Linked DNA regions of Mus musculus: region 2 is linked to region 1. Evidence: chromatin loops called from intact Hi-C (ENCODE). Cell type or tissue: gastrocnemius. All regions are shown on one strand.

Evidence for each region. Peaks named below come from ENCODE experiments on the same cell type or tissue, not always from the same donor. Only the 100,000 strongest peaks of a DNase experiment are listed, where the experiment ranks them.
Region 2: a loop joins it to region 1, with 8 times the contacts of the local background. A loop is called at or near these places in 2 of 42 quality-filtered maps.

What each region holds. Positions count from the first base shown.
Region 1 is chr9:69,228,100-69,230,599 of GRCm38, forward strand. All of the region lies in intron 2 of Rora (RAR-related orphan receptor alpha), which reads left to right. Among named protein-coding and RNA genes, the nearest start is that of Gm46153, 76 kb to the right of the region's middle. In gastrocnemius, no CTCF peak of the experiment used is centred here; no DNase peak of the experiment used is centred here; H3K4me3 peaks cover 400 bases; H3K27ac peaks cover 752 bases.
Region 2 is chr9:69,288,539-69,291,038 of GRCm38, forward strand. The region is part of intron 2 of Rora (RAR-related orphan receptor alpha); the gene reads left to right. Among named protein-coding and RNA genes, the nearest start is that of Gm46153, 16 kb to the right of the region's middle. In gastrocnemius, a CTCF peak has its summit at 1,176; DNase peaks (open chromatin) are centred at 1,312 and 2,116; H3K4me3 peaks cover 1,930 bases; H3K27ac peaks cover 2,078 bases.

The DNA of each region.
Region 1 (2,500 bases):
AAAGCATTCTTCGGGAGTTGGCAACAGGCTTGTGCCCTGCTACCAGCTGCAAGGTTAAGCGGTAAGTGTGTGGTAGAGTTACCTTGCTTGGCTCCTCTGCCTCTGTGTGCTCAGCACAACTACACCAGGGATTGATTGCTGGGAGTCTCTTCCCTCTGCCACCTAAAGAGTCGGGATGCCTACAGAGTGTAAAGGATGGATAGGCCTTTGTTTTCATCATCAGACTAGGCTAATTATAAATAAAAATAAGAGCCTTTTCCAAGGTAAATGGGGACAGATTCTCTTCCTGGGAAGGCTGGTTTTTAGGAGATGGATATGGTCAGATTTCATGACAAACATGCTTTAACATGTGTGCCCTTCTTAGAATATGCTGCATTTGTCCCCCTCATGAGTTATGACAACCTGTTTTCTGTGCTTACTCTGTAAGGTGGCTTTTCCCACCTCAGTCCTTCTGCACAAACGTTTACACAGGGCACACAAAAGATCAGTTACCATGCTTTCCCATAATTAAAAAATATGAACTTAAGCCCAATATTTTGCTAGCCAGATTTGCAAAGAAAATGATCTATGTACACCAAAGGCTTGAATTTCCCTGCCAAGCCTGGTGACCTGACTTGGATCTCTAAGACCCACATCACGGGAGGAATTCTGAAAGTTGTCCTCTAATTACCACACAAATACCTATTGTGGTGTGTATACATGCACACGTGCACGCGCGCGCACACACACACTAAATTAATCTAAAAAAGAAATCATAAAAATTAAGAACAAAATGAAGTTAAGAAATGATATAATCTAAGCATCTCTACTAAGCCCAAAGCCCAAAACCTCTGGAGCACAGCCTGCCACATCTAGAATGTTCTACACCTGACCTCATTGAGATAGAAAGGCAGGCACATTTTAAAAATTGCTGTATAGAATTACCTATTTATAAGTATATGCAAATATGCCCAAAATATCAGAAATCCTGCACACTCCTGATTGCCTGCATTTCAGATAAAGCCTCCGCAGCCTGAGATGAAGGCTCCTCTGACCCCCGTCAAAGTTCACAGTGAGTTCTACTGAGGCCAGGAGGCCTGAATGTTTTCACGTGTTTAAAGCGGAGTGGAAGGAACTAGGGGCAGGGGCAAGGACAGGAGGCTCCTTGGAGTGGTGCTGGCCAGCTGAATCACTGAGCTCCCGGCTCAGTGAAAGACTCCATCTCAAACGTATGGTGGTAAGTGACGGAGAAAGGCACCCAGTGTCAGCTTCTGGCCTCCATGTGCATGCTCACTCGTGGGCACGCACACTCAGATACTATTACACAAAAAGCAAGTGGAATGCACACGAAAGTTTTAATTTACCCAACCTCTATCAGGACTGTATTCAGAAGACACCCACATCCTCCCTTGTACACAAAGGAGACACTGGTCTGTTGTGCTAACTCCTCCCAGCATCTGCCTCCGGTAAAGTCATCCTCTCTGGTCTCTGTTCCCCATCCCCATTATATAAGACTCGGTGACTACACACCTCTCTCCACAGCCACCTGCCCTGGCAACCTGCAATACCTACCTCCCTCCTCCTCCTCCTCCTCTTCTTCCTCCTCCTCCTCCTCCCCTGATCCCTGAGGTCAACCCACCTGCCTCTGGAGTATGAGCCCACGGGTCCTGAGGACAGCTATGGTAGGCAGAAGCTGATGCTTTGGCTATGCCCAGTGAGGGTAGGCTTGAACACAGATAAGTCTCTATTTAAATAATGGGTGGCCTCCCCAGTGTGGACTCCCCTTTCGAAAACACCCCACGTGATGTTTTCAAGTACGTTTTGGACCTAATGCAATTTCTAAAGCCTTTCTCTTTCTGAAAAGTTTTGTTCCTTGGAAAAACCTCTGCGATCAAAACACAGACAGTACCACAGCAAGGATGAGAATTTGAAGGTTGTAGCTCCACCCACTGTTCTCACGTGATTTCCATTCTTGCCTTCTCACTCTTGCCTCACTCAGGACCATGGGCCCTTTGCTCGGTTTGTGCAATAACTGCTAGCAATGAACAGTTAGCAATGAATCTGCTAAGTGATTATGCCAAGGTTTGACCAAGGAAAAAGGGGCGGGATCCCCAAGTCCACACAGCGTTGCTGGCTTTACAACCAGGTGCACTCTCTCCTGGTTCAGGCCTCCAAGCTTGTGTGGCACCTCCTGAGTCTGAACCTGAGCATGTTTCGGGAGTGCAGAGACTAAAGGAAGAAGCTCACGAAGCAAATCTAAGCACAAAGGGACCATAGAGAAACGCCTAGGAAGCACAGAAATGGAGCCTAGAGTTAGTACAGTGTACATAGGAAGTTTAGCAGTCGTGGTCATGGAATGTACTAGAACTAATGGAACAACCACATGGCCTTCAAGGCCACACCACCCAAGTAAATTTTAAATGGAAATGGCTAATTTCACTTCTTGCTAGACTCTTCTTCTATCATAAATATTTCCTACCACCAGTTACCTGGTTCAAAAATGCATGTGGAAGAACATGCC
Region 2 (2,500 bases), 60 kb after region 1:
AAAATTCTAAAGGAAAAAAAAAACCTACTTGGGGATGAATGTGTCTGAAATCAAACATTTTTGTAAGGCCATAGCTTAACTAAAAGACAATGACGTTTTCTGACCATTCCAATCCTAGAACTGTGTAAATGTTTGGAAAACATTTCTTTTTCCTTGAAATGGGGGTTGGGAGGGGGAATGAACAGATCTGAATCTTTGTTATGGGGCTAGATGTCTGCATGTGTTCTAAATTACCGCCACAACACAGGGTCAAGGCTAGCTTGGTTCCATGGAAAGAGAAATATTAGAATCCTTCCTGTTTGATCATCAGAGGGTGGGGGCTGTCTCAGATCTGCACTAGGTAAGCAAGTTTGGCTTAGTAGATTTTTCCCCCCTTTTATGCGCAATACTGTAGGCATAGTTGCCAACGTTTTAAGTAAAGCGGAAGCCTGGTAAGTAGTCTTGAAATTCAGCATAAAGAGATTCATCTGGGAACAAAAATAAAACCATGATTTACGTAAATGCAGTAAAAAGTTTCAAACATTGGAGGGAATTAAATCTCGGTTGTAAGGTGAATGGTATGGCTACCGGTGTTGTTTGTTGTTTCTTCTGTTTAAAATGCCACGTCTTATCTTTGAGGTTAGAAAACTAGCGCCCTTTCCACTTGGAGATGGGTTTTCTGGAGAGACTTCTAGATAGGATGAGCCTGGGGACCAGTGGCTCAAATTGTCTGGCACCTGGAGCTCATTTAGCAGGCAGACATGGTTTTCCAGTCTTACATATACAGGCTGTCTTGAATGCGGGATGCTGCGGGAGTACGCAGCCCGGAACTACGACCTTGGATGCTGTGAGCTGGGTGAGTCCTGAAAGTCTTACGAGGGGGCTTGCTCCGTCCCAAAACTGGTGTCAGTTCCGGGCCTGGGGGCTGGGATGCCCTGGGACAAGAGGGAGACTGTAGCTTCCTCAGACGGAAAGCTTCTTTGGGGTTAATCATTCAGTGTTTTTGTCACTGAGAAGGGTTCTGGAACTGAGCTGAAAGAGGCATCAGGGTGCTTAGCTGAAGTGCCAGGGGGAGGGGGGTAGCGGGAGGGAGTGTGGAAAGTGGTCAGAGGCAAGGCAGAGAGCTTCCGGGCCGCCACAGGTGATCGGTTAGTAAAGAGGTGGCGAGGGACTTTGGTGCGGGCCCCTGGGAGCGCAGGGGGGCAGCACTGTGTCGGGGTGGGCCGTTCCCGGTCACCTGCCCGCGGGGGCGGAGCGCGGCGCCCAGGCGCACCCGCCTCCCGCCTCTTGCTCCCGCCCCGGGAGGAAGCGGAGGGGCGCGGTGTAAACAGAGCGGCGGCCGTGATGTCAGCCGGTCACATGGAGCCTCTTATGGCTCGGGATGGCTCTCGGCGGGCGGGCAGCTGCGGCAGCTGCTGCTGTGGCTCGGGCGGCGGCGGCAAGAGGGGGCTCCGGGGTCGGACGGTCGGCTCTCCCTGCGCTCTCCGCACCGCGGCGTAAAGGATGTATTTTGTGATCGCAGCGATGAAAGGTGAGCTCCGGGTGGCCCGCGGGGACTCGGGTGGACTGACGGCTCCGGGGGGCGGGGAGGAGGGCGCGCAGGGGGAGGGGTGGGCGCGCCTGCCGGAGCTCACGTACAGCTTGAGGGGCAGCCACTGGAACCCAACGGGGTCTCCGGGGCCACCGCAGCGTAGCCACTGGAGCTCGGAGGAGGGTTCGGCCTGCCGCGGGTCGGTGGAGCTAGACTCACGGGCCCGATCGCCCCTCCGGCGTCTTCTTAGCTGCTGTCACTCGTCTGGGTGCGCCTGACACCCAGCGGGGCTCCCCAAAGAAAGTTTGCCGAGAGTCGCAGCGCTTGGAACGCTCAGGGAGGATCTGGCAACTGGGAGGAAGCTGGGGACATCCACACTGGGTCCCCAGGGCCCGCACCCCGGGACAAGTCTGGCCTATGTGTGTGTGGGGGGGGGGGGGGAGCGGCAGCCAGGCCGAGCCCTGCATGCGAACGCTAGTGGTGTCATCCCCAGGACTGGTTAGCGTTCCAGGCCTGCCGTCCGAGCTTCGTACGGCCACCCCACCCTCTGGAGCTCCAGTGGCCAGCGGGTTAGGGAAGTGTGGAAACTCAGCGCTGCGTCCCTCGGACGCCGCCACTTCAGAAAGCGCGCGGGCCGGAGTCAGCCCAGCGCCCCGAAGGTGCCAAGACGCCCTCCGCCGCTGCCCCAGTCGCAGCGCGCTCAGGCTAGACACTTAGGTTTGTGCATGGATGTAGACAGAAGACAGGATCAGCCCACGGGATTGGAGAGGAGAAGCCGAGGTTAGACCGCGGCGAGGGCCTACGGGCACAGGTTAGCCGCGGCTAAGCCTCCGCACCCAGGGCCTCCTCCCTGGTCTGGGGAAGTAAGCTGTGGGAAGTAAAAGGAGGAAAGTGGTTTGCAGGGACGGCTGGCTTCAGGTGTCCCAAGGTGAGGCGGGAAGAAGCCAAGGCAAGTCAGGGAAGTTTGTGATGGAGACAAAGTTTGGAGGT